2 separate regions of the Homo sapiens genome follow, and region 2 is linked to region 1. Evidence: chromatin loops called from intact Hi-C (ENCODE). Cell type or tissue: PC-9. All regions are shown on one strand. Each heading gives the region's core, and the rest is flanking DNA. Links, peaks and the distances in the headings are about the cores only. Region 1 overlaps LOC124901722 (a long non-coding RNA gene). Region 2 overlaps DNAJB9 (DnaJ heat shock protein family (Hsp40) member B9).

Region 1 (13,925 bases), core at 342-2,841:
ACGTTGAGGTCGGGAAAACAGATCAGTTTCAACTAGTTATCAACCTCAAAATGTTATCAAGACTTATACTGTACTCTCAAGGCTTACCCACTACCCATGGGTATGTATGCTTTAGCCCCCTGTAAGGTTATTGTAAAGTCCTTAAGGAAGGGGATTCTTTGACCTGTCAAATGTAGTGGATGTTACCCTGATAGTTGTGTTGTTTTGATTTTTTTAAATCAAGGAGGGAAAGCCAGCTTGCTATGTTCTTGGGACACAGTGTCTGGATTATGTACATCATAATGCCTGGTAAACCCCAGCAGTGGATAAGCCAGACATGTTATTTAGCTACAGGAGAGTTAAAAGATGTATGCACCAATTAAGCCTTACAGGCGTGTGGAAGGAGCTTTAGTTTTTGAGACAGATTCCTCCTTGTTGCTAAAGAAAAATTATTCTGACACTTGTTAAAATGTCAAGGAAGACATTTAGAACTATTGCAATAGGTGCCATGACTATCACCATGGGGGAGAGAGATTGGCCTCAAGTTTTAATACAACAAAAACAGCTAGGATTTATAACCAGCAAGCAGACTGAGGGGTCAGTTCATGGAAAATTACTAAGAAGTGATATCAAGGGTCGGGGATATTCTTGTTAAAGTGACTTACAAGATTCTTGCTGAAGACAGGCGGAGATGATCAATTATCAAGGCTAGGAGATACTCTCTAAACTGACTTTGCAAGATTCTTGCTAAAACTGGACTCAGCAGGCCTAAGACAGGGGCCCAAGGATGAGGCCTAGTTGGGAAGAGGGCTCAGAGGAGCCTAACTAAAGTATGGTCAAGGAGAGAGCACCACCATTCCCTCTCCGCTTATGCTCTTTCATCCCCTAATTTAGTCAGATGTTATTAAATATCCAGATTTTCCTCCCATGTCAGAAATTTTCAAATAACGCCCAATTCCTGCTTCTCCATTCTTATCCTTCCTCTCCCTCCCTTGTCTACCACCATACCTTTAATCAGTCATGAAGTCTGATGAGTTTTACCGCAGAATTTCTTGAATCGTTCCTCTGCTCCACATTCGCATTTCCACTGCTCTAGTTCAGGCTTTCATCCTTGCTCTTCAGTTTCATCTAAACTGGTTTTCCAGCCTGTAACTAACCTCTGACCCAGTCAGTCTCTTCTGTGCAACCACGGTAATCTTTTGAAAGTGCAAGTCCAATCGTGTTTTCCCGAATTAAAAAGCTTTTGCTGGCTGTACATCTTCACAGAATATACCGAATGAAATTATAGGTTCTGACCCTGCTGACCTTCCAGCCTTTACTTTCACCACTTGCCTCTCACTCTCTATCCTCCAGCCACACCTGTACTTCCCCAGATACTCTTGTTCCTTTTCATACTTAGTGCCTTGGTCATGCTGTTGGCTTAGCTCCCCTTCCACCTTGTCCTCCTAAAGATTTGTTTGTCCTTCAGCCAGGAAAATCTTACCTCACTACTCATAGAATGAATCATTCCTTCCACCTGTGCTCACTTCTCTTATTGCCCTTGCTGCACAGTATTATAATTTATTTGTTTATATGCCTGCCAGTTTCCTGCAGTCAAGGAGCGTAAGGTAAACTGTATTGTCTGGATCTAGCGTAACATCCAACAAATAGTAGACTCTCTAAAATTCTGTATTATTGAATTGATTTTTAGTTTCATTTAGATTACTAGTTTGATAAGTTAAAAATGGAAAATAAAACCCATTTATGATTCTTTTGATGTTGGGCAGTTTTGAGACAAAAGAGAATTATATTTAATTTCAAACAAATTCAGTAGTATGCAAAATTGGAGATTATCTTGTGTATAATAGCAGACTAATGCCTTCAGGAAATCATCTATACTTGAAATAATGCTAAATACAGTAATTGTTCAACGCTATATTCTTTGGAAGCTGGGTAAAAGAGACATCACATTGCCCTGTATCAGTTACTTGCTATGCTCATTCTATTTATAAGGTTTATTATTGATTTATCTATTTTAGCTCTTCTACATCCATAGTCACTCCTTTCTGGTCTGGTTCATAGCTTTTTAAAAGAGCTGCTAATATCTTTATTGTTCAAATAAAACTTAACATTATAACCAAAATAAATTAAGCCATATTGGTGCAAGATATCTCTCCAGATCACCTAAGGGAGGGATATGCCAGAAAATAATTCTAGAAGAATAATCACCATGGTAGGCTGAAGAATGGCCTTCTAAAAAATGCCCATGCCCAAATCCTTAGAACCTGTGAATATGCTACTTTACATGGCAAAGGGGACTTTTTGCAGATGTAATTAAGGGTACAGATTTTAAGAAAGGAAAATAATCCTGGATTATCTCTGTGGGCCCAATCTAATCACATAAATCCTTAAAATCAGTACAGATGTGGCAAAGCGAAAGTCAGAGAGATCAAGATAATGAGAGGAACAATTTGACAAGGAATGCAGGTTGCCATAGGGAACCAAGAGCGGCTCCTGACTGACAGCCAGCAAGGAAATGGAGACCTCAGCCACACAGCCGCAAGGAGTTGAATTCTGTCAACAACCTAAATAAAACTGAAAGCACACTCTTCCCCAGAGGTACCAGACAAAAGCTCAGGTAAGCTGACACCTTGATTTCACCCTTATGAGACCTGGAACAGAGGAACCAGTCAACTCTTGCTGGACTTCTGACCTACAGAACTGTGACATAATAAACTTGAGTTGTTTTAAGCCACTAAATTTGAAGTGTTTTGTTTCAGCAGCAATAGGAAATTAATATAATTATCTTTATATAGTTTGAAAACATGAAAGCAAGGATTTTCTGTTTTGATCCTTAGCACCAAGGCACAGCAATTATTAATAAAGTGTGGCCCGGAGCGTTGGCTCATGCCTGTAATCCCAGCACTGTGGGAGGCAGAGGCGGGTGGATCACCTGAGGTCAGGCGTTGGAGACCAGTCTGGCCAACATGGTGAAACCCCATCTCTGCTAAAAATACAAAAATTAGCTGGGCGTGGTGGCGGGCACCTATAATCCCAGCTACTCAGGAGGCTGAGGCAGGAGAATGGTTTGAACCCGGGAGGAGGAGGTTGCAGTGAGCCGAGATCGCGCCAATGCACTCCAGCCTGGGTAACAGGGTGAGGCTCCGTTTGAAAAAGAAAAAAAAAAAAGTTAATTGTTCAGTAACTATTTGGTGAGTGCATATTGAAAGAATTGAATTTATTCATTCAGCCATTATCTACTGAGTGCTTACTATGTGCCTGGCACCAAGCTATTTGCTGGAGGTAAAAAATTGAAGCACTGTCACGGAACTCAAAATATAACCTTAGGTAATAATACTATTAATGTAGAAAGAGCACTAATGGAGACATGAACTGGATATTATGAGTCTAGAGCAGGAATACCTACCCCAGCCTGTGGTGTTGGGAAGGAACTTCTGAACCAAGTCTTAAAAGATGTTGCTAGCAAGACAGATGGCAGTAGTGGAGTGGTAAAAGTGGGAAGAGAAAGGAGAGAGCTTTACAGAGAGAAGTGATGTTTGTAATAAAAGGCAATAAGGCAGGAAAAAACATAGTGCATGAAGGGAACTATGTGTTCCATGTTTGTACTGGAAATGTAATATAAGGATTGGGTGAGAGCTGAAGAACTTGGACCTGATCTTCTGGGTGATCAGAACCACTGTCAGATTCTAAGACAAAAGAATAACATGGTGGAATTTAAGTTTTAAGTACATTTTTTTGGTACCATGAGAGGGCAAGATTTGAAGAAGATGAGGAGTCCTGTTGTTGTCATATTTACTGTTTTCCTATTTAACCTTTTAATAAAAAAATCATTCTTTCTCCACCTTAAAAACTGCCTTAAAGAATTTGCCTATTTATACCTGCAGTTCAGGCCTCTCTATCAGGCTTGAGACCAGTTTATCCAGCTTCCTGCTGGGACATCTTAGAGGAACTAAACCAGTGGGAAATAAACCAGTTATATATAAGGTGATTTTCTGGGTGAAGAAAGAATAGTTTTATTAATAGACAGGTTATAGCTAAGGTTTTGGCACAAGAGTAGCAACATAAAATTAAGATATTAAGGACACATAATTGTATTTTCTCCAACTTACTTTTGAATCTGAGTTAGATTTTACCTTTTACCTAATACTTTTGTAGGTTATTCCATGCCTTGCTTATTTCTATGACAACTCATCCAGTTGAAAAGTTGGAATAAGTCTAAAAATGCCCCCATATTCAATTGCATGTTAATTTCTTTTCTTTCTTTCTTTTACTTTTTTTTTTTTTTTGAGTCAGAGTCTCACTCTGCCGCCCAGGCTGGAGTGCAGTGGCGCGATCTCGGCTCACTGCAACCTCCACCTCCCAGGTTCAAGCAATTCTCCTGCCTCAGCCTCCCAAGTAGCTGGGATTACAGGTGCTTGCCACCACGCCCAGCTAATTTTTGTATTTTTAGTAGAGACGGGGTTTCACCATGTTGGCCAGGCTGGTCTTGAACTCCTGACCTCAGGTGATCTGCCCGCCTCTGCCTCCCAAAGTGCTAGGATTACAGGTGTGGGCTACCACACCCGGCCTCTTTTACTTTTTTATTTGAGATGGAGTTTCGCTCTGTTGCCCAGGCTGAAGTGCTGTGGTGTGATCTTGGCTCACTGCAACCTCTGCCTCCCAGGTTCAAGTGATTCTCCTGCCTCAGCCTCCCAAGTAGCTGGGGTTACAGGCATGTGCCACCACTCCCGACTAATTTTTATATTTTTAGTAGAGACAGGGTTTCACCACGTTGGCCAGGGTGGTCTTGACCTCCTGACCTTGTGATCCGCCTGCCTCAGCCTCCCAAAGTGCTGGGATTACAGGCATGAGCCACTGTGCCCTGGCGCATGTTAGTTTCTTATAGGCAAGTATCAATGTTTGCATTGCTTAACTTCAGACTTAAGGCAAGGTTGGAGTCCTGTCCTCCCTCACCATTTACTGGTTGTGATACTGTGGGCAAATAATTCCCACAAGCCTCCCTTTTTTCATTAGTAAAATTTTCAGTATCCCAATTCAGTAATGTAAGTGCATTATGATCTATGGTCAGAGAATGAGGTACTGTGATCAAACAGCATGGTCAGACTACTCCAAACCCCTCAACAGGGTCCTAGTGTGAAAACAGCATCTCTCATAGAACCACAGAATTTGTTTTGGGGAAAAGTTGTTCACGGAAGGAGAGAAATACAGGGCAGAAAAACAAAAAGGCCAGGCAACACAGCAAGCAGATAAACACTGGTTGGAATGTATGAATGAACCAGTGCCTAAATGCGATGGAGCAAGTAGCACTTTTCCTTTAATGCCAATCTATAGTTTCAAAGAACTTAGAGGTTTGTTGGGGACCAACAATGTTTGGAAAGGACAGTGCCAGGGATGAACATGTGCTTTACTGTAGGCAATACTTAGATTCCAGTTCTAAGCTTTGCCACTTATTTGAACAAATTACCCAACTTTTAAGTCTCAGTTCCAAAAGCTGAAAAAGATATCATTTATGAGGACCTTTTCAAGGACATTTGGACTCAGTTTGAGACAGAATGTCTATTTTTTAAAAGGCAGCAATACTTGCTTATATTGTATCATAAAATCATTCAAGTATAGACGTTACAGCCTATGAATCAGAGTTATTATTTTATCACTCCCAAAACAATAGTGAGCAAGATTCATAACCTCTCTGACTCTTACTTTTCTCATCCAATAAATGGGCACACTAATACTCATAAGGTTTGTGGAGGATTAAATGAAATAATACATGTAAAATGCCTAGTATTTATAAAACATATTTCTTGTACACATTTAATGACCTGATTATTGTGTTAGTCTTTGAATATGCCCTAGTCAATAAAACAGATAGTCCTAGCCCTCGTGACCTACACAATTTTGTAGAATGCACACAGAGGATAAACAGTAAATTTGGCTAATATTATTGGCATACCAATACTAAATGGGGCTGAAAAGAAGTTGACAGTGTTTCCAGTTATATTATTTGAAGTAAGAGGCTAGCTTGAGTCAATGTAGTAGGATGCTAAATTCAATTCAAAAGAAATGGCATTTGTGAGCACCAACTATATGCAAAACAGTGAGCTAGATATAGTTCCTGCCCTTGAAGGTTTGGTAGTCTTATAGAAGAGTCAGATGTCTACAGTCACCATGAAACAAGGAAAAATGAAATGTGTTATGTAACAGAAGAACCAACAAAGTACTGTGAGAATTCAGAGGAAGCAGTTATTGATTCCAAAAGGGGGTTAGAGATGGAGTTGTCAGCTTTAGCAAAGTAAACATTGCATGGAACATATTCATACTAAAAATATTATTTGTTGTTTATCTGAAACTTAAATTTAACTGAAATACACATCGTGTATTTCATCTGGCCACCCTAATTAGGGAGAGCTGTTGGCTGCTGAAAAAGGTACATTTTATACTATTTTCTGTATTTAAAGCAACTGCTTCTCCAACTAACAAAAGAAAAGAGTAGTAGGACTATATATTTGAGTGTATAGTCTCTATTGACTACATAGGTCATTATATTTACAGAGTTTTAAAATTTCCACCAAACTTTTTGGCTTCACTTTATGCCAAGTAGAAAATTGAGATGTATATATTCCATATAACATATTTTAAATCTAAATAGTTCAAGATACTTTGTTTTTAATTTTGTAATTTTTGTGGGAACATAGTAGGTGTATATATTTATGGGGTACATGAGATGTTTTGATACAGGCACGCAATGTGAAATAAGCACATCATGGAGAATGGCGTATATGCCCCCTCAAGCATTTATCTTTTGAGTTACAAACAATCCAGCTACACTCTTTAAGTTATTGTAAAATGTAAAATTAAGTTATTATGACTATAGTTACTCTATTTTGCCATCAAATAGTAAGTCTTATTCATTCTTTCTATTTTTCTTTGTACCAATTATCCATCCCCACCTTCCCCCAACCCCCTGTCCCCCACTACCCTTCCCAGCCTCTCGTAACCAAAACTCTAAGATACTTTCACTAGATAATTTATTTAGCTTTATAATACTTATACAAATATCTTACATTTCTTTTTAAGCATCCTAATTAAATAGTATTTATTGCTGGTATGTTAATATGGTAAAGATTGAACCACTCTCAAGGGCCATTCAATTAGACTTTAGAACAAATTGGTATAGTTCTAATGTTTGATTAAAAAATAAAATTTTGGGGATATTGGGACGTGGTATAAACTCAACTAATTCTCACTAATTCCAAAACAACTCCTTGTACTGGTTACCCCTATACAGCTCTTCCAGCTAGTATTAATGTGATGCATGCGATTGGCAAGTTCCTGTGGTTGCTTGACATAGGCTTTAAATATGTATATTCAGAAAGTAGTTTTACAGTTTACCAGGTATGATCAATCTTTTGGGAAATGAATTCACTCTAATCAGACTCATAAGAGATTTTAATTAGCCAGAATGTCAACATCTTTGCTTACATTGAGAGATGGGTGGTTTTTTATTAATATTTGCTATCGAGGACATTTTTTTAATTTTTTGCTTAAAAAAAATCAAAATACCTGGGAAAGAGGCTGGCACAGAAAAGTGGTTGGGAGAGAGTGTTCACAGAAAACTTAGAAATAGTTGTGGTAGACATTTTCACAAGAAGTCTCTCAAAGTTTTTCTTTGTTTTTAGGTCTGTGTTGGCAACATTTGATGATTTTTTTTCACTCTTGCAGATCAAGGATAACTGTGGTTTAGATTTCCCTATTTACAGCCCGGTGTGGTGGTTCACACCTGTAATCCCAGCACTTTGGGGAGGCCAAGATGGGCGGATAATGAGGTCAGGAGATCGAGAACATCCTGGCTAACACGGTGAAACCCTGTCTCTACTAAAAATACAAAAAATTAGCCAGGCATGGTGGTACGCGCCTGTAATCTCAGCTACTGGGGAGGCTGAGGCAGGAGAATTGCTTGAACCCGGGAGGCGGAGGTTGCAGTGAGCCGAGATCACGTCACTGCACTCCAGCCTGGGTGATAGAGTGAGTCTCCGTCTCAAAAAGAAAAAAAAAAGATTTCCCTATTTACATAGTTGATTTTGCTAACTATTATGTTTCTAAAACCGTGTATTCCTGGGGTGTTTGGATTTACCTTGAAACGTTGGACTCAATACGTGGTTGCTTGCTTAGCTTGTTATTGGTCACAATTTTTTTAAATGAAATATTCTGTTGTAGTCCATTTTTCACACTTCTATAAAGAACTACCTGAGACTGGGTAATTTATGAAGAAAAGAGGTTTAATTGACTCACAGTTCCGCAGGCTTTACAGGAAGCATGACAGGGAGGCCTCGGGAAACTTACAATCATGACAAAAATGGGAAGCAAGCCTGTCTTACCATGGCGGAACAGGAGAAAGAGGAAGAGAGGAAGTGCCACACATTTTTAAACCATCAAATCTCATGAGAACTCAATCACTATCATAAGAACAGCATGAAGGAAATCTGCTCCCATGATCCAATCACCTCCTACCAGGCCTCTCCCACGTGTCAAGGATTACAATTTGAGATGAGATTGTAACTGACTTTTCCATATTTGTCTCTTTCCCTCTCATTCTTTCTCTCAATCTCGCCTGCCCCAACTCTTGGATAAGTGTTTAGAAATGTCAATCTCCTTTTTTAAAACTTTATCCATTTTTGCCTTTTTACTCACTATATCTTCATCTTCTTTAACATGTTTTCCTAACAGATAATAATCCCTAAACTATAATTTACAGGTTAATTTCACATTTTTCTTGATTCTTTCCTAAGGACATACAGAGATGCTATGCTCTTTATTTTCACCAGTGAGGTATTTATAAACTTATAAATCATGTGGTAGGAAGTTACTTCTCGAAAACCTTCCTTTTGATAACTAATCTTCTGTATGATATATGGGTTTTGTTGACTTCAGTCTTAGGAAGTGACACTTCTGAACTTTTTCTTTAGAGTAGGAAGTTTATCTTAATTGGGGGACTCTAACTTTCTACTTGTAAAATGCACACATAATTGTAACCAAGGAATAAAAGAAAAAACTAGAATTTTAACAGGATGTGTGTTATATTTCCCAACATTATGGAACTTAAAGTTTTCCTAAACTTCATTTTGAGGATGAGAATAACATTAATAGAATAGTCATAGCATTTAGGAAAGACTAAAATAATTAAGATCTGGTGACTATATTTACTTCATTTTGAATTTCACAATTGAATTTCACTCTGTTGCATGATTTGCTTTTTACTAATATTAAAATATAACTATTATGACATAGTAACTTTTAAAATCTCATCTGGTTCTCAGTTGCCTATTAATGATATTTAGAACCATATTATCATTTAGACTTAGCAGTGATCCTAAAAATCATCTATTCTAAATCTGTTACTTACAGATGAGTTCAATATTTCAGTGATACCCAATGAGATTAAATGACTTACCCATTTGCACATACCTAGTGAATTCAACCAAGGTAGGAGAATACATGTATTTTAATTCTTAATTTTCCTTTTTCTCCACTGAACTTTGATGCTTCTAGAATATAGGTACTATTATGAATTATTTTTGTACCAAAATTGAGCTTTTTGTTTTAAGCCAACTTTTAAAATATTTTGCAGTTTTATGAAACAAGAACCAATATTAGCTGTGAGAAGTGACAAAGTATTGTTGAATTTCTTACTAAGTTTTTGGACTTCTAACAAACTTAATTAAAAATATAGATTATAAAAGAAAATAACAAATACTTTAACAAAATAACAAAATTAAGTCAACTTAATAGAGGCACCAAGCAGCAGAAGCAGTATTTTTAAAATACAGAATTAAAATGACGTGGCAGTTAGTGTTTGTCAGATGCAAAGAATTACTGTTAGCCTTCTAAAAATATGGATTTCCAGACCTTGCTCCTGGGAGTTCTAATTCAGAATGTCTAGGGTGGTGCTGTCAACACTATATGACCGAACAAGGGATTTATAACTTTTTGGTTTACAGACTCTTTTGGCAATCTGGCAAAGTCAGTGGAACCTTTCTTGGAATATCTTAGCTTGGACTGAGTGTCCACTGTTGGGGGTTCAGGTAGGTTTGACGAAGGAGAATGTCAAGTCCCTCAGAAGAGTACACGTTTGAGGGCTGAGTAGCCCTGAGCAGGAATTCACTCTGTGGCCAGAGTGTGTCCAGTGAGCTGGTGAAATTGGTAAACTGAGAGAATTTGATTTGCAACTGGGCTGAGGTGCTTCTTGGGAGACAAGGCAATTCAAGTGAAGAAAGAGCCAAGCACTCTGAGTTTGATGCTGTAACAAAGCTGAACAAAGCCTGGGGTGCGGGATAGCTCTCTGTATATAGACTGATAGTTATAGTGAAGTGTTTCTCCAGTTCATGCCTCGAGAACAAAGACTGTCAATAAAAAGTGTAAGAACTCTTCTGTTAAACCTTGTAACTTGTTAGGAGCACAAGTGGCATTGCCACATGTGACATATAAAGCTGGGGCCCATTCTGTATGAGGACCCACAGTCCACCACTTGGCCACCAGCCATGCACAAACCATGAGAGTAGAAGAGATGTCTTATGGCAATTCAGGCTTAAAGTGGTTAGGGAAGAGGTTAGCAGCAGTATAGAAATCCTTCATCAGCAGATGGAGTCATGAATTTTAGTCTGTTTTGTCCACTGCTGAATATTTTGTGTTTATAATTGTGCCATTCACTTACTAGGTACTCACTGATTATTTGTTAAATAAATAATGAAAAAACAAACTAATGAAAGAAGCAATGACTTTATAGCCGCAGGTTGGTTAGTGTTAGAGAAATTTAGGTTACAACAGACCTTGTATGATAATACTAAGTCACTGCTTCTAAAACCCAGATCCAGGAAAATGTCAAAACTGAAAATTTTAAAAGGAATTTCAACAGAAAATCCAGATTAAGGGTGGATCTGCTTTCCCCAGCCCACTGACTCAAATGTTAATCTCCTTTGGCAACACCCTCACAGACACACCCAGGATCAATACTTTGCATCCTTCAATCCAATCAACTTGATGCTCGGTATTACTGGGAGCACAAGTCATTTAGTATTGGTAATCACATCACAGCATTTATTACTGGTGAAAGAATTGTTCTATATTCTGGGTTTGCAGCAGTAAGACAACCAGGAAAAAAAAAATCTGTTCTCTTAAAGAGAGAAATTAATTCCAAAATTTCAAAAAAAAAAAAAAAAAAAAGGTATGTAATGCCAGAAAGTAAGAAATGGTATGAAGCTCAAATGCCCGTGGTCTCCACTCCTGCCACCCTGCCTTCTGTCCCCCAGCCTGCACTGATGGCCTCATGGGGAGTTCCCTATAATCAGCTGACAGAGGAAGAGAAGACTAGGGCCTGGTTCACAGATGGTTCTGTGTGATAATGCAGGCACCACCCGAAAGTTGACAGCTGCAGCACTATAGCCTCTTTCTAGGACATCCCTTAAGGACAGTGGTGAAGGGAAATCTTCCCACTGGGCAGTGGTGAAGGGAAATCTTCCCACTGGGCAGAACTTTGAGCAGTGCACCTGGTTGTACACTTTGCATGGAAGGAGAAATGGCCAGATGTGCAATTATATCTATATTACATCTACCATCTATGGACTCACGGAATGCCTTATCCACCATCATGTTATTCCACACAGCATTGCCTCTGACCAAGGCACTCATTTTATGGCTAAAGAAGTGTGGTAGTAGGCTCGTGCTCATGGAATTCACTGGTCTTACCATGTTCCTCATCATCCTGAAGCAGCTGGATTGATAGAACAGTGGAATGACCTGTTGAAGGTCACAATTACAATGCCAACTAGGTGACAGTCCTTTGCAGGGCTGGGGCAAAGTTCTCCAGAGAGCCATGTATTCTCTGAATCAGCATGCAATATATGGTATTGTTTCTCCCATAGCCAGGATTCACGGGTCCAGGAATCAAGGGCTGGAAGTGGAAGTAGCACCACTCACCATCACCCCTAGTGATCCACTAGCAAAAGTTTTGCTCCCTGTTACTGTGACATTACGTTCCGCTGGCCTAGAGGTCTTAGTTCCAGAGGGAGGAACGCTGCCACCTGGAGACACAATGATTCCATTAAACTGGAAGTTATGATTGCCACCTGGACACTTGGGCTCCTCCTACCTTTAAGTCAACAGGCTAAGAAGGGAGTTACAGTGTTGGCTGGGGTGATTGACCCGGACTATCAAGATGAAATCTGTCGACTACTCCACAAGGGAGGTAAGGAAGAGTACACATAGAATATAGGAGATCCATTAGGGCATCTCTTAATATTACCATGCCCTGTGATTAAGGTCAATGGGAAACTACAACAGCCCAATCCAGGCAGGACTACAAATAGCCCAGACCCTTCAGGAATGAAGGTTTGGGTCACTCCACCAGGAAAAAAACCATGACCTGCTGAGGTGCTTGCTGAAAGCAAAGGGAATACAGAATGGTGGTAGAAGAAGGTAGTTGTCAATACCAGCTACGACCACGTGACCAGCTGCAGAAACGAGGACTGCAATTGTCATGAATATTTCCTTCTTTTGTTAAAAACACGTTTATGCATGTATACACTTGTACTAAGAAAACATCTTCATTTTATTTCCTTTCTCCTTTATCATGGGACATAAGATTTATTGACTTCACATCAGCATTTAAGTATGTTAACTTTATGTAATAGTATTTGGGTTGGGGATTGATGCGTTTCTGGTTGTACAAAGAATAGTCGTATTATGTTAGGAGTAATTATGACCTTATTATTGTCTTTACTTAAAGATTATGTATGATCTCAGGAGATTTGTATGGGTTCAAGTTGACAAGGGGTGGACTTTTGATGGTTAATACTGAGTGTCAACTTGATTGGATTGGTAGATGTAAAGTATTGATCCTGGGTGTGTCTGTGAGGGTGTTGCCAAAGCCCACCCTTAATCTGGTGCATACCATCTAATCAGCTGCCAAAGCAACTAGAACATAAAGCAGGCAGAAAAACATGAAAAGACTAGACTTGCCTAGCCTCCCAGCCTACATCTTTCTCCTGTGCTGGGTGCTTCCTGCCCTGGAACATCAGACTCCCAAGTTCTTCAGTTTTGGGACTTGGACTGGCTTTCCTTGCTCCTCAGCTTGCAGATGGCCTATTGTGGAACCTTGTGATCATGTGAGTTAATACTTAATAAACTCTCCTTTATATATATATATATATATATATATATATATATATATATAGATGGATGCATGTATAGATATATATGTGTGTATATATATAATATATGTAGCTATCCTATTAGTTCTGTCCCTCTAGAGAACCCTGACTAATACAAATGCCCATTACGTATTTGTTGATAAGAGAATTAATTAATCCTCCAAGGTATGGGTGGGAGAAATAGGTTCCACAATGCATATGAATAGTCCACAACGTGGCTTTTGATCTATACATCTATTAAAAAAACCCAGTTTTTATTTTATTATAACTTTTATTGCATCACAATGCAAGTATAAGCCATAAATCAATTTAGTCTGCTCAGTGAATATCTCTATATTTTACTAGTCTCAAGTGATAAGATAGCTTTTCTACTCATTTACTGACCATGATTGCCAAATACAAGACACTCCACTAATGACATAGATTTTTGTGTATTCTGAGAAATGAACTCTAACATGGTCATGAACTTATTTAGCCATTAAAGTTTTTTTTTTATTTTCTTGTTTTTTTATTTTTTTGAGACAGAGTTTCTCTCTTGTTGCCTAGGCTGGAGTGCAATGGCGTGATCTCAGCTCACTGCAACCTCCACCTCCCAGGTTCAAGCAATTTTCCTGCCTCAGCCTCCTGAGTAGCTGGGATTAGAGGCACCTGCCACCATGCCCAACTAATTTTTTGTATTTTTAGTAGAGATGGGGTTTCACCATGTTGGCCAGGCTGGTTTTGAACTCCTGACCTCAGGCGATC
Region 2 (16,658 bases), core at 8,987-11,486, 54 kb after region 1:
GAAGGTTTTGTGGAGATGGGAGGTGGAGTGGGATTTATGTATAAATATTGGGTGATTCTCTGAGATTATTTTCTTATCACAGATGCTTTGATTCCTGAATAAATATATGAAAGAATAATAGATAATTTTATTGGTATACGTATCTAAAAATATTGAAAATCTATTCTATATTATTTATAAGATCACTGTTGCTTCTATGACAAAAAAGAATTTTAGGTACCCAAAATTCTTATCAACTAACTTATGAAACAGAATATTTTACATTTTAAACATTAAAGACTTAAAAATTAAACTAGACTCTAAAGTGCTTTATTCACTTGATCTGCTTTTCAAAGCCATATTTGTCTTCAAAGAAAAAATTGGAACAAATTTTGACTTCAGACTAGCTCTAAAACAAATTGCACCTGCTGAGCATTCAGTAATTATTGTTGGATGGAGGTAACTGAGTAGGGAGTTAGAATTAAACAGTTTACTTTAGTAAGGAGGTGCAAAATCTTAATTCCTATTAATTGGTTATAGTTGATGGTTTAATTTTTTAATACAATTAATGATTTCACACGAATAATATGAAGATTAAAGAACTCTGATTGTTGCCCACATGTTTATTTGTAGTAATGGTAACATTTAATAACTTTATTGAGTATTGCAGATGGCATTGTGCCAACTGCTGATAACTCAGCAGTTAATAAGACAGTTTCTGCTTTATTTTATAATTTTGATTAACTTGATGCTTATATTTGTAGTGTTTTGCTTTTATTTCTGATGCGAAATTCTTCCCTAAAATAATAGTATTCAGTTCACTTGCTTGAAGAGATTTGAATATATGTAATTTTGAATATTTTACCTTCAGTTACTAAAAATATTTTTGTCACTTTCAGCATATGAAACACTCTCAGATGCTAATAGACGAAAAGAGTATGATACACTTGGACACAGTGCTTTTACTAGTGGTAAAGGACAAAGAGGTAGTGGAAGTTCTTTTGAGCAGTCATTTAACTTCAATTTTGATGACTTATTTAAAGACTTTGGCTTTTTTGGTCAAAACCAAAACACTGGATCCAAGAAGCGTTTTGAAAATCATTTCCAGACACGCCAGGATGGTGGTTCCAGTAGACAAAGGCATCATTTCCAAGAATTTTCTTTTGGAGGTGGATTATTTGATGACATGTTTGAAGATATGGAGAAAATGTTTTCTTTTAGTGGTTTTGACTCTACCAATCAGCATACAGTACAGACTGAAAATAGATTTCATGGATCTAGCAAGCACTGCAGGACTGTCACTCAACGAAGAGGAAATATGGTTACTACATACACTGACTGTTCAGGACAGTAGTTCTTATTCTATTCTCACTAAATCCAACTGGTTGACTCTTCCTCATTATCTTTGATGCTAAACAATTTTCTGTGAACTATTTTGACAAGTGCATGATTTCACTTTAAACAATTTGATATAGCTATTAAATATATTTAAGGGTTTTTTTTTTTTGACAAATTCAACATTCAACGAGTAGACAAAATGCTAATTATTTCCCTGATTAGGAAAGTTTCTTTAAAAAACACGTAATTTTGCCTAGTGCTTTTTCTCTACCTGCCCTTGGGCTCACTAATATCACCAGTATTATTACCAAGAAAATATTGAGTTTACCTGATTAAACTTTAAAAGTTAATTGTAGATTTAAATTGTGTGAACCTAATGATTTTTGCAGTGAAACCTTTACTAATTCAAAGTTGCATGTTCTATGACATCTGTGACTTGCGTTGCAGAGTGTACATGAAACTGTATAATTGAGTCATTCAGTAAAGGAGAACAGTATCTTGGTTAATTGCTACTGAAAGGTTGAGAAAGGAATGGTTTGATATTTACCACAGCGCTGTGCCTTTCTACAGTAGAACTGGGGTAAAGGAAATGGTTTTATTGCCCATAGTCATTTAGGCTGGAAAAAAGTTGAAAACTTAACGAAATATTGCCAAGAGATTGTTATGTGTTTGGTTCCAGCCTAAAAATGATTTTGTAGTGTTGAAATCATAGCTACTTACATAGCTTTTTCATATTTCTTTCTTAGTTGTTGGCACTCTTAGGTCTTAGTATGGATTTATGTGTTTGTGTGTGTGTAGTTTATCCTCTCTCTCATCTTTATCTAGAGATTGACTGATACCTCATTCTGTTTGTAAAACCAGCCAGTAATTTCTGTGCAACCTTACTATGTGCAATATTTTTAAATCCTGAGAAATGTGTGCTTTTGTTTTCGGATAGACTTATTTCTTTAGTTCTGCACTTTTCCACATTATACTCCATATGAGTATTAATCCTATGGATACATATTAAAACAAGTGTCTCATACAACATTGTATGTGAGAGAAATATAAATATTTACAACCTGATATTCGTTGTTGTTTTATTGTTAAAAGTTTATTATGCAACTCTGGAGGTATAGAGGGCATATAAGCTATGGGACATATGCTGATCACAGGCTATATTCATGAAGTTACTTTTGACCAACCTGAAAACTGATAGGATTTTGTTTGTCATTTGGTAATTTCTACTGCATTCTTACCATCCTTCTCTCACAAATTTTGATAGCTTGAAGATCTTTTTAATTATAATTTTGTTGTATTTGTTTCCTAGGAGCAAGTGTTCCTGCTGCCAGTTCTTTCCTCTTTAGGCGTGGTTGAGAAAAAGCAGAAACTTTACATAAAGCTGTATTTCTTAATCATCTTTAATTTGAAACTTAAGAAAATGAATTTATTCTGTTATATTTATGTAACTTATTTCCTGGAAGTTATATCTACTAGTTTTGTTTGATAATAATAAAATTAGCTATACCTTGAATTTTGGGCTGAGGATTATCTGTAGCCTATTTTAAAAAAAATCAAGTTTTGAGACATTCCAGTAATATATAAAGCAGAAGAGTGTGGCTTGGGAGATAAATCAGAAAAACCACAATCAGGATGTCCTGGAGAAGCTTTAAGGATTGGATTTGGGTGAGGGTGCAGAATTCATTCATATTAATTTATTGAAGAACTGCATTGGAAAGCTCTGCTCTTAGCTACTCCCTCCAGGTAAACAGTTGTTAACAAAAGTAACTTTTTCCTCAGGCAAGGGACTAAACAAGTCTTGAAAGAATGGGGTTATTTGGGGGAAGACTTACCCATTGAGGGTATTAGGGTGTGAGGTGAAGGCAGAGTAAAGGTGAAGTGAATTTTCACTTGAAGGTCAAGGGGGTGCTGGTGAGAAATGGCAGCACTCCCAGAGTAAAGCCTCCTTATGTTGGCTTGGTGGGAAACAATTTCTCTGCATGCAGACCACATACTCACCTGTGGGTACCTGCTGGTTAAAAAACCCTGACAATTTAGCCGGGTGTGATGACATGCACCCATAATCCCAGATACTCTGGAAGCTGAGGTGGGAGGAGTTGAAGGCTGCAGTGAGCTATGATTGGCCACTGCCTGACAATTTACTGAGAACCATCGCTTCTATTCAAAAAGGAGGTCTAATGCAGACACATAACTGCTGAAGAAACTGCTTTTCTCAGCTATCTGTGCAATTTGATCTAATCCTTCATAAACACATACTGATGTCCAAAGAATGTCAGACATTTAAGGAAAACTGATAGCTAGGAAAAGAAGCCCCAATGATTAGCCCTGACAATGTAATTCAGAGATTGAATTTAAGATTCTAGTATCAGATTTTTTTAATAGAATATTGCATCAACAGATAAGGACAGTTCTTGTCTTAACCTGCTTACTTCAGGATTTCTTTAATGATGGTGTCAGAACAGATGAAGTAATGTGAACTTACATTTGGTTTACATTTACATCTAACAACCAAAGTCAATGGGAGGTAACAGATGTGTGGTACATGTGTTTCCTACCATGCAGGCCTACTTTTTCCTTTGAAATTCATATTCTTCCTCATATCTCAACTTTGTTACTCAACTCCCTCGCAAACTTCTCTCCAGAGGTTGCCCTAATGTGGAGCTACCTAAATTTATTGTGCAGTTCTTTTTACTGTTACTCATTATGATACACCGTAACTGGTGAGCAGGATGGTGGGGGTGATTACATTCTTATGGAAAAAGACAAGCAATAACCATATGAATAAATTATAAACTGATAAAGTATGGAAAAAAAATGTAGCACAGGAGAGGAGAATTGTGAGGGCAGGCAGGTTGAGGATGTGTTGCAATTTTTGACAGGATTGTCAGTGTTGGCCTCATTGAGAAGGTAAATTTGAGCAGATGCTTGAAGGGAATTGTTTGTACTGAAGGTGGAAGCATATGTGGGAAGTTGTAGGAATGGCAAAGAAGTGCGCATAACTGGAGGCCAGTGAGCAAACCAGAGTAGAAGGAGATGAATTCATAGATAAGAGGGGTTGAAAGCAGCCCTACAGATCACCTAGGGCCTTGCCAACCTTTGTAAAGGATTTGATTTTGGAATGTGATATGGTGGCTGAGCTTGGAGCAGATAAATGACTTGATCTTTAAATCATTTTAAAAGGGTCACTCCACGTGCTTTGTTCAGAATAGACAGAGGGGCAATGGTGGAACAAGGAGAGAGTTTGGAGGCTATTTCAGTATTCTAGGATGAGAAATTGTTGCAGCTTGTGCATCGCACGAGGGTGGCAGCAGTGGAAGTGGTAGGAAGTGGTTGGATTCCAGATGTATTCTGCAAGTACAGCTACCAGGATTTGCTTATGGATTAGATGTAGGTGTGAAAGACAGAGGAGAAAACTATGATTCTAAGCTTCATGTTCTGAGTAACTGGAAATACAGAGTTGCCTTTAAGATGGGAGAGGCTGCAGAAAGAAATTTAGGAGGAAAAATCAGAAGTTCAGCTGAGATATATCAAATTTGAGATGATGAGTAAATGGGTGGAGATATGTCTGAAGTTTGGGAGAGAGAGTGAAGCTGGAAATATGCATTTTGGGATTGTCAAAACATGTGATACTTAAAACTTTGAGAGTAGATGAAATTACTGAGGGAATGTGTAGAGACATAAAGAGCAATTGAATAACTGAGTCCCCTGGTACTCTAAAAATGCAAAAAGAAGATGAGGAGCCTACACAGGCATCTGATAAGCAGCAGCCAGTGAGTAATGAGTTTTGTGTCTTGGAAGGAAGTGAAATAAATATATCAAGAAGTAGAAAGCGGCTGGGCATGGTGACTCACGCCTGTAAACCTAGGACTTTGGGAGGCCGAGGCAGGTGGATTGCTTGAGGTCAGGAGTTCGAGACCAGCTTGGCCAACATGATGAAACCCTGCCTCTACTAAAAATACAAAAATTAGCCAGGTGTGGTGGCAGGTGCCTGTAATCCCAGCTACTTGAGAGGCTGAGGCAGGAGAATCACCTGAATCCAGGAGGTGGAGGTTGCGATGAGTTGAGATCATGCCACTGCACTCCAGCCTGGATGACAAAGTGAGACTCTATCTCAAGAAAAAAAAAAAGAAAAGAAAGAAGTAGAAAGTGATCAACTTTGTAAAATACTGCCACTAAATCCAGTAAGACGATGATTGAGAACTAACCATTGTTGTTTTTAGCAATACTGATATCAAAAATGACCTGGATGCCAATTTCTATCAAGTTTTAGGGGTGAGCCTGATTGAAGCAGGTTTAAAACAGAATGGCAGCAAGATTAAGTGCTCTTAAATCATTTGACAAAACATTTGTGGACATAATTTTTATCGTGGACTTTTTAGTAGAGTATCAGCTATGATTCAATCCATGTAGCAATAGCTTATTCTTCAGAATGATGTTCTGCAGGAGTAAGAAGTATGCTATGAAAAAAAAAATCATGTTTAAATAGATTTGTGAAATCTGGGTTGGGATTCAAACCTTGCTAAATATGTTTCTTTTTAGGTGAGTGCTAGGGTTTGAATGGTTATGTCCTCCCCATATTCCTATAGTATTAGTAGATAGGGCCTTTGGGTAATTAGGTCAGGAGGCAGAATTCTCATGAATGGGATTAGTGCCCTTGTAAAAAGGGCCCAAGGGAGATCACTCATTTTTTTCTACATGTGAGGTTAGAGAAGATCTATGAGGAAGAGGGCTGTCACCAGACAGTCAATCTGCTAGTGCCTTCATCTTAGACTTCTTAGCCCCTAGAACTGTGAGAAATAAAGTTCTGTTTTTTATAAGCCACGCAGTCTATGGCATCTTGTTATGCAAGTCTGAACAGACTGAGACAGTGAGCTGCTCAGAATTCTCAACATACTAATCTATGTTGTGAATCTTTGGTAGCGATACCAAATATTGTTTGCCCAATTTATTGGACCATGGAAACATTTTTACTAAGTACCCTTAACCATATCCAAGTGTGCCACAGTAAAAGTTTGGTAAATACTGGCCTAAATAAAAGTGAAAAAAAATCATATAATAAACCTTTGGAACATGTGCATGAACACATACCAAAGCAAGGATGATAGCATATATTATGTTGGTACTTGTGTTGCATTATTAAAAAAAAAGTATTTGAATTTACTATGATTGAAAAAGATTATCCTATCAGAGCCCATTATGATGGGCTTTAGCCTACATTTCATCAACAAGCTTTTCTTCTTTTGATCACTGTTGTAGCTACTTGAATAATATTGTTTCCTCAGGAGTATTTTATACCTACAATAGCCATCATCAAGCAAATTATAAGAGGACTATTATGTAAATGAAAACTCCTTTATTATTCTCCCAAGAAAATAAAAGCTAATAATTTTTGTTGTTATAGTTTTACAATAAGACAGTATTTGCAGACAGAAAAATCAAACTGTGACTATTAAGATAAATGGGAAATCATCTTATAGTCTACTAGGGTTTGGATGTTTGTCCACTCTAAACCTCATGCTGAAATTTGATCCCCAGTGTTGGAAGTGGGGCCTAATGAGAAATGTTAGGGTCATAGGGGTAGATCCCTCACAAATAGTTTAATGCCCTTTCTCAGGAGTGAGTTCTTTATTAGTTCCCACAAGAGATAGTTGTTAAAAAGAGCCTGACACCTCCCCTGTTTCTCTCCCTTGGTTCCTCTCTCGTCATGTGATCTCTGTATACGCTGGTTCCCCTTTGCCTTCTGCCATGAGTGGAAGCAGTCTGAGGCCCTCACCAGAAGCAGATGCTGGAGCCATGATGCACAGCCTCAGAAGTGTAAGCCAAATAAACCTCTTTTCTTTAGAAATTACCCAGCCGCAAGTATGTCTTTATAGCTACACAAAACAAACCAAGACAGTCTAATCCTTTTGGTGGTGGCAGTGGCCCATCTGGAACAGCTGCTGAAGGAACGCCAGTTGCAGTGGAGGAGGCGAAGCCGGGCTGTGCGCTCCATGGAGACTGCAGGAGCCGGGAACAGGTGGGAGCCCTCTGCTCCCAGGCACACCTGCAGCCACCCTGTGCTCTTAGGGTGCCTGGGAAGACCCCTCCCTCTGCAGGCTTGGAAGTGCTTGCTCCCATTCCGTGGACTCCCTGCTCCCAGTGCCTGCTCCAATTTTGGACCAAAGTTGAGGCCCAGCCCACGTGCTGTTGCAACTTGGCCAGGTGTGCATGTGCTTGGGGTGGCACTGACACACCAGCTTCCTGCTGCCTCAGTCCTCACTGGACTTTGGGTGCCAATAAGCATGGGAGGGAGGCTGAGGTGGGGCTGAAGGTGGCTCAGCATGGGCCTGCAGGTGCTCCTCAGCATGGACAGCCATGGTGCTGTGGCCAGCATGTTGATGATGGCAAGAGGCAGACAGGTTCCTGGCAGGAAGGGGCCAGTCTCCAGTGAAACCTCTCCTTCAAGCCAGGAACAGTGTGAAGCCTGGGGGCTGGACTGCCAGTTCCAGGTGTAGTCTGCCTCCTGAAGTGAGAACTTATGGTGCTTTTTCCAGACCCCCTCCATGGCTAACCATGGACTAAGCAGCACACGCTTCCTCCCTTTTGAGCCCACAAAAATCCCAGATTCAGCCAGACTTACACAGATGTGGGGACTACCACTTGCAGGAAGGAGCTACCTACTTTGGGTCTCCTTAACTTGTAGGGACTACCTGCCTGTGGAAAGGAGCTACCCACTTTGGGTTCCCTGAGAGCTGTTCTGTTGCTCAATGAAGGTCCTCTCTGCCTTGGTCACCCTCCAGTTGTCTGCATACCTCATTCTTCCTGGACATGGGACAAGAACTCCAGATCCACCAAATGGCGGGACTGAAAGAGCCATAACACAAACAGGGCCGAAACACACAGCCCCCCATTTGCCATGTTGTGGGAGATGAAGAGAGAAGAGCTGTACCCTTTGGGGAGCCCAGACCTAGGGGCTCCCTAAGCCAGGGCTGTGACACCCTCTTTGGGGCTCTATAGTTCCTGGTGTCTCCAAGCTTCTGGGTGCCACTGTGTTCCCCTTGTCCAGACGTGAGTGCCTGCAGCAGAAGCTGTGTGTGGTACATCTGGTCCAGCTGTAGCCTTGCACAGAGCTGGCACCTGTGCCGGCACCCGGAGCTGTCCACCCCACCACAGCAGCTGGCATGCCTGGCTGTGTGCAGTGGCTGGACCCTATGCTTGCTCGCTCACACACCCCTCACCATGCTGCACCTGGCTTGCCCTTGGCTCATTTGGGATCTGGGCCAGTAGCACAAGCCGAGCACTGTCTCCATGGCCAAGTGGGCAGAATGACCCCAGTGGGTGTGAGCAATACTCAGGCAGAAGGGGCTGCCGGCCACAGAGGTTTCCAGCTGGCAAAATGACACCCCAAGGATCCCGTAACACTTTTACTCTACCTCTATACATATTTTGGTGAAATATCCTTTGGTTGTGCAAAATAATGTGATGAACAGAAACAGATTAAAATACTAATATAAATGAATAGTTAATTACAGAGTCTTGCTGGAATCAACAAATTTTTTTACTTTGCATATATGCATAAATGAAAAATTACTCATCTTGTACTCCATGTACACTTTTATAATAAAGTTTCCAGTAAGTGCCTACAAAATGGTCTCATGTTGTGGGAGAACCCAAAGGATTCACCAAAAAATAAATCATTAAAAAAGGAAAAGAAATGAAAAACAACAAATCTAGAAAAGCAACGTATAGAGTTTTGTTGGGAAGAGTTGCAAAGAAATGAGCAGTATTTGGTGGGGTAGTGGGGTCAAAAGAAGTTTCCTTACTAAGCAGTAATAATTAGTTTAACATATTTATGAAAAATAATATCAGGTGCTGAAATGATGGAGCAGTGTCTTCAAAGATCTGAGGGGAAAGTGCTTTTGAACTGAGGCCTAAATGGACACATTATTAATAGAGGATGAGACCAAATGAATGCATTTTGAAAATGTAAGAACTGAAAGATTACCACCCACATACCCTTTATGAAAAAAAACTGGCTTTTATTCTACATGGCAATGTACAAAAAAAGGAACAATATTGAGGACAAGAGATGATGGCAGCTGAGTTATACACCCTCAGGAGAAAATAAAACTAGAAGGAAATTGAAAGTATATATTAGAATTTGACACTTGGAAGTTTCTTTTGGGAAACAAGAAATATTTTGTTTCATGGATCTAGTTGCTCAATTTACAATGAAGTTGTTTGCATTATTATATTATAAATGTTTTCCAATCAGTGTGTAAACAAAGAAGGGAGGATTTAATTATATTTATAGGATAATCATGTGAAATGCACCTAACATATCAGGAAATGGAAGGAGAAAGGAAAATGGAAGGTGAAGTGTAAGAAAAGATTAGTGTATTAATTCTATTATCTTTCATAGTAGGTAATCAATTGACTCTGTCTAAAGTTATAAATCAAAGACTGGTGATTTAAGCACATTATTTTAAATTTTAATGACAATCGGAAGATCTGACAACAGACACAGGTAACATGATAGCTTTTAAGGAATGTGACTGGGAGTCGGGAAGATTTACTTTGCATTTTACTTCAATTTGTAATGTTTGAATTTTTGTTTGTGAATGCCTGATTCCCACATTAGTGTATTTTTAAGGAAAACAACAACCACAAACCCTGGTGTATCAGTGAGGATGCCTGCAGCAGCAGGTAACAGAAAACCCTAAACTAAATTTAATACATAAAATAAGCTGAGCAATAAAAGACTTACTTTCTTCTCTAACAAGAGGTACAGAGGTCAGGCAGCTCCAGGAATGGTATTCCAGGAATCTGGTTTTGCTTCTTAGTAGCTGTGTTGGCTCTGACCTCTCTGTGTGTTGGTCGCATCCTCAGGCTGGTAATAAAATGGTTGTTATGAGAAATGAAACCTTTTCTAGAATGTCCTCACAACACTTTCCCTCCCATCTTTATTGGCCAGAAATGCTACCTGTTGCTACAAGTCCATGCCCAAACTAATCACTAGTAAGGGGAATATGATGACCACAATTGATGTAGGTCAACAGTTAAGACCCAGAATGGTGGTCTGGTCTAGTCTCCCCTGAAACTCATCATTACATGGAAAAGCGTGGTGTTTTAGTCTGTTTAGTGCTACTACAACAGCATATCACAGACTGGGTAGCCTATAATAAAGATAAATTTGTCTCTCACAGCCCTGATGCTGGGAAGTCCAAGATCAAGGTGCTGGCATCTGGTGAGGGCTTTCTTGCAGTGTCATAACATGGCAGAAGGTATCATATGGGAGAAAGAGAGAGAGAGAGAGAGAACTCAGCTTTTTGTGAGGGAACTACTCCCATGATAATGGCATTAATTCATTCATGAGGACAGACCTCTCATGACCTAGTCACCTCTTAAAGGTCACACCTCTCAACATTGTAACATTGGGGATTAAGTTTCCAACATACGAACTTTGGGAGACACATTCAAATGGTAGCAGGTGGATACCAAGAAAAAAAGACATTATATTATAGGGGAATGAGAGAAGGATGTGTATCCTACAACCAGTTGAATATTAAAACTTAAAAACAGACCTCAGTGGTTTTTAAATCTTTATTTTCTTTATGATTTCTTCTTCACTATTAGATTATTTAGATGTTTTTAAAAAGGATTGGGCTCTTTTTGTACCCATGAATGATGGCTGGGTTTTTTTTTTTCAGTTAGAAACAAACCTCACCTTAAGTACTGTGGAATCTTGGCCTTGGTAGATGACATTTTTGGTTCCAACTATTTGGGACAGATTCCAAAGTTTCATGATGTAATAATTTATGATTTTTTTGAAGTATAAAATTGAATTGCAATTGTATGCCTTAATAGTCTACTCTTCACTCAGGTAGTAAGTGAGCATAGCTACCAATTCAACATCTATGTATAAAGATGTCTTTGGGTGGTTTGTAAATAAAATTATCTTTATCTTTGGGTAAAGATTACTTTATGTAGGCATTGATAAATGGTGTTCATTACATTAGAGATCCGAGTGTCTTTAATCAAGGTCAATACTATTTTTTTTTTTTTTTTTTCCTGGAATTGGTTGTGATCATGGCTCCTTTACTCAATCAAATCTTTTGCTGCCCACCTTTCTCCACTCTGCCTCATCCTGCCATGGTCACCTAAATTTCCCTCATCAATTTGAATACTAGCTTTGAATTTGAAACTACTGGCCTTTAGGGAGTCAAATCTACACCTGGATTATTTCCCTTAGCCTTGGCCCTGGAAACTCCTTGTTTTCACTCTCTCCCAAACAACTGATGCTGTTGAGGTCCCAAGGATGCCTCTGGTCGAGTCTTTTTGAGTTGTGACACATTATGCAATTATCACTCACTAAATCTGCAGTTTCAATCAGTATTGCAGACACTTTCAACTATTCAACTTTAGGATTAATTTCATATTATTTAAATATAATTTCATATAATAATTACCTGAAGAAACATTACATGATTCATTCCATATATTAGGGAAAAGTCATTACAATTCTCCACTGACATTTCACAATTTACTTTTAGTTACAACTAAGTGTATTAATATGTAGGTAATAATTTAAAAGTATTACAATATTTTCTTGTTTTAAGTAAATTTTACCTTAGCATTTTCTAAATGGTTATTCTAGGATAGGTCTTAAATTACATATTTCATAATTAGAAATGGAAGGAATGGTGTTTGTTAATGAATATCATTTGGTTCTTCTATTGATTTTTATCTTTTAGGTAATACTGGTTCTTATTCTCTGACACATAGATCAGTAATATAGGCCCATGTAAATCTGGGACATGAGATATGGAGAACAACATTTTTCTTTGCTTCTCAGGGAGGGTTATGATCCATTCATCTCTGTTCCCTTCTCTGTGTAGGTAAAAGAGTCTATTAGTCAGCATCAGTTAATTGATGTTGTGATAACCACCCCAAAATCTTAGTGACTTAGCACTATAAACATTTTTTTTTCTCATTCATACAAAATCTGCTGTGGGTCCAGGTTTCTTTCCATGGCAGCTGTCTCCCACCTGATGAGACATCAGTGCTGACTCATAAATTGTGGCTCTACCAGCTTAATGCAAGGCTTTTTTGGCTATCAGAGAAAGAAATAAGAGTCTCCCATTGTCAAATGCTTTGGCCCGGAAGTGACACATATACTTCACCCCACTGGCCAGGTATGGTCTTATGATGCCATCTAAGAGAAGGGATCTGGAAGTATAATCTTCTATGTGACTGGGAGGTAGAGTAGAGTTGGAAAATGGTACATGTTAGCAGTATCTACCTCAGAGACGTACTTTGTAGGTCACAGAAAATTTTTCAGGAGACAGATGATCTCCAATTTTGCAACACTCAATATACACATCATACTAATTGTGTGAAAGTAAATAGGCCTACACCAATGGAATGTATGTGTTTTCTATACAAGAATAGAATAGGTAAGGGCAATAGAACATGCTAGAGTAAAATATATTTCAAATTCATTTCCTTAAATGATGGAATAGTACTATCAAAATTAAATATTTCTAATAACTTTATTATAGATAAATTCTATATTTTGTATTTTTGCATAAGAATAGCTGTAAACCAGCATTTTTCCAAAGTGTGCTCTATTTATGTTAAATGAAAATAGGAATTTTATAGTGAAGTATGGGAAACTCCCAGTTTCAAAAATTTCCTTATTACATGAAGATTTCTCAGAGTGGTTAATATACTAATTTTCTTTGGATGTCCTGAAGCAGATATAGTATGAGGCATTTCTAAATATATATATATACATATATATACATATGTATGTATATATGTGTGTATATATATGTATATATGTGTATATGTATATATATGTGTATATATGTATATATGTGTATATATGTATATATATGTGTGTATATATGTATATATGTATATATATATGTATATATATGTGTGTATATATATATGTATATATATATATTCAAGAAACCTTTTTTAAAGGAGCATCTCTCTGGACCAATTAGGTAAAAGAATAATTCTGTGTAATGCTCTTCGGAAACTCTAGACTAGACATACCTTTAAAAACCTAATTAAAGAACTAACTTTTGTAGTAAGGGTAAGGGCAAACCCCTAAAAACTTTACTTTAAAAGCTTGCCATGAACAAGTGTTAGGATGAATGTTTCTCATGGAGCTACTACGGGCACTAAAGCAAATTTACTAAAAGAGTGATTTGATGAGAAAATCATGACCTTAAAGTGCAAAGTATGTGTGTATAGTATTACCTTGCTTTTGTTTGTTACGAACACTAGGAAACTCCAGATTAAAGTTAGATATTGGTCCTAAAGACAGAATACTTGTGATTTAAGAGACACAATATGCATCCATCTTAGTGAGCATGAGCATAAAAGTCCTTCTTTTCTTATTCCTGGAGTGCTTATTAACTTCTGTGTTTGCCTGCCACCTGGAAAATGATATAAAATTATGAATATAAAAGGCTAGTACTGGGGAAGTTAGAAACTTCACCTAGATGGGAAAAAAGGGCAAAGATAATTGCGCCCACTCATTCATAGCTGGTGCTCTTCTTTCTTCATGAAGAAATTGAAGTAATCTAAAAAGAATTCCCCAAGTTTCCCCATCATCCTTCCATAGCAGTGGCTTCACTTTCTCTGCCTTTCTGTAAGTCCCACTATCAGTAACAAACTATTAATAATCCCACTTACAGCTGTCCCCTCCACTGTACACTGGATCACATCACTCAGGGCTTTCAAGGGCACTGCTCCAGAGATTATTTCCCTCTCCCGTCTCCCTTCTTCTCCTATGTTACTTTTTTTTTCTTTCCATTCAATAATTCCCCAGCAAACAAACCTGTTGCTATTTCTGTCAACAAATTTTTCTTTGGACCCCACTTATTCAACCAATTGTGGTCTCATTTCTTTGCTCTCTTTTGTAGCAAAACTTTTCCTAAGAGTTTTCAATCCCACCATGCCACCAAAACTTCCCTTGTCAGGGTTATCAATGAGCTGCACATTGTGAAAGCAATGTCAGATAACGAATAAATCTGTCATTTCTCTGACTTAATCTTACATACACTTCAACACTTTCCTCCTTGATAGTCTTTCTTTACTTATGTCCCAGAACACTGATCTCTGGGTTTTTCTTTCCTCCATTGGTTGCTTTTTCTCGGTGTCTTTTGTTGATTCCTCTTCCTCTCCTTTGCATCTTCTCAGTTCTGATTCTTTCTGTCCTCTCTCCCCTCCAGTTCTTTCTTATCTCCTCCTTTTCCCTCTTCTCCTTTTTGAGTCTCTTCCCCTTCCCCGTCCCCATTCCCTTTCCTTTCCTTTCCTTTCCTTTCCTTCCTCTTCTCCTTTCATCACTTCCATTCTCTTCTACTCCTGGTTATACTCGTTCCTTTGGTGAACTCTTTCATCCCATAGTTTTAACCATCAACATGCCTGCCACTTCCAAATTTTTATCTCTAGCCAAGATTCATATATTAAAAACTGCAGATTCATATATCCAACTGTCCACTTAACATGTCTAATGTGGTATTGTGGATATTCCAACTCTGACCTGCTCCAGCTCAGCTGATTGTAAAGCCATCCTTCCAGTTGTTTAGGTTAAAACCCCAGAGTGATTCTTGATTTCTTTCATGCTCTTAGCACTCACACTCCATAGGCAATCCCACTGGCTTTGCCTTCAATGTATTTTCAGTATCTGACAGCTTCCTTTCAACTCCAATGTTAGTACCAGCATCATCTTTCATAGGGATTATTAGGTAAAAGAAAGTTTTCATTCTCTACCCCTTATTAGTCTGTTATCAAGCCAACAATGAGAGTTATTCTTTTTAAAGGTACATAAGAACTTGTTATCTTTCTGCCTAAAGCCTTCCATTTACTCCCTCCCCATTCCCAGTAAGAGCTAAATCATTTACAATAGTCTATGAAGTCCTACACAATCAGCTTACCTTCCCTTTACCTCACTGATTTTATCTTTGACTGCTTTTCCCCTTTGTATTAGCCAGGGTTCTCTAGAGCAACAGAACTAATAGGGTATATATTATAAATAAGGGGATTATTAAGGAGAATTGACTCACATGATCACAAGGTGAAGTCCCATGATAGTCTGTCTGCAAGGTGAGGAGCAAGGAAGCCAGTGGTGGATCAATCTGTGGCCAAAGGCTCGAGAACCCCTGGCAAACCACTGGTATAAGTCCAAGACTCTTAAAGCTCAAGAACTTGGAGTCTTATGTTCCAGGGCAGGAAGCATCCAGCACAGGAGAAAGATGAAGGCCAGAAGACTCAGCAAGTCTACTCTTCTGTCTTCTCCTGCCTGCTTTATTCTAGCTGCACTGGCAGCTGATTAGATGGTGCCCACCCAGATTGAGGATGGGTCTGCCTCTCCCAGTCCACTGACTCAAATGTTAATCTCCTTTGGCAACACCCTCACAGAACATCCAGGAACAATACTTTGCATCCTTTAATCCAGTCAAGTTGACACTCAATATTAACCATCACACCCTTCTTCATTCTGTACTAGCCAGACAGGAATCCTCACTCTTCCAGGAACACGCCAGGCTTGCTTTCTCTTTAGGGCCTTTGCACTAGCTGGTTCCTCTGTTTGGAGCATTCTTGATTATACAGCCAATCCCTTCAGCTTCTTCCAGTCTTGGCTCACCTGTCACCTCTTCAATGGGGCCTTTCTGGCCACCCTATTTAATACCACACTGTGTCCCTCCTCCCTCACACTCTCCATCCCTTTATCTTACTCTGTTTTTATTTTCACACAGCACTTATCACCTTATTTCATTACTTATTATGTTATTATCTGTTTCCTCCTGATAGAATATAAGCTACTTGGAGGTAGGGATCTTCCACTGCTGTGTCTCAAGTGCCTATATCTGTGACTGGTATAGGGTAAATTTTCCATAACTATTTAGTGAATAAGTAAATTCGACGTCATATGTGTATATCTCATAATTTGATTTTCTGAAAAGTTACAAAATCCTTTACTTATATGATAAACTAGACTCATCTGCATTGGGACATCTTCCTTATACCAAATAAATGATATCTGTTAATAAAGATATTGGGATACAGGTTTAGTCATCCACAAATTTTTTTTAAATTTTTTTTTAAATTTTTTTTTTTTTTTTTTTTTGAGATGGAGTCTCGCACTATAGCCCAGGCTGGAATGCAATGATGTGATCTTGGCTCACTGCAACCTCCACCTCCTGGGTTCAAGTGATTCTCCCGCCTCAGCCTCCTGAGTAGCTGGGATTACAGGTGTGCACCACCACACCTGGGTAATTTTTGTGTTTTTAGTAGAGACAGGGTTTCACCATGTTGGCCAGGCTGGTCTCGAACTCCTGGCC

The links. Peaks named below come from ENCODE experiments on the same cell type or tissue, not always from the same donor. Only the 100,000 strongest peaks of a DNase experiment are listed, where the experiment ranks them.
Region 2: it touches region 1 in a loop (9-fold over the local background); 5 of 110 quality-filtered maps call a loop at or near these places.

What each region holds. Positions count from the first base shown.
Region 1 is chr7:108,527,070-108,540,994 of GRCh38, forward strand. It overlaps LOC124901722 (a long non-coding RNA gene), which reads left to right. Exons shown (of 2, transcript XR_007060473.1): 1 at 1-576; 2 at 2,382-2,713. It also overlaps a transcript of PNPLA8 not described here. Among named protein-coding and RNA genes, the nearest start is that of PNPLA8, 7.9 kb to the left of the region's middle. In PC-9, for the core only: no CTCF peak of the experiment used is centred there; DNase peaks (open chromatin) are centred at 1,432 and 2,572; H3K4me3 peaks cover 1,651 bases; H3K27ac peaks cover 2,500 bases.
Region 2 is chr7:108,572,021-108,588,678 of GRCh38, forward strand. It overlaps DNAJB9 (DnaJ heat shock protein family (Hsp40) member B9), which reads left to right. Exons shown (of 3, transcript NM_012328.3): 3 at 879-2,830. The coding sequence ends at 1,333. Among named protein-coding and RNA genes, the nearest start is that of DNAJB9, 10 kb to the left of the region's middle. RefSeq lists enhancers at 6,976-7,486, 7,487-7,995 and a silencer at 10,031-10,231. In PC-9, for the core only: no CTCF peak of the experiment used is centred there; a DNase peak (open chromatin) is centred at 10,141; H3K4me3 peaks cover 280 bases; H3K27ac peaks cover 1,325 bases.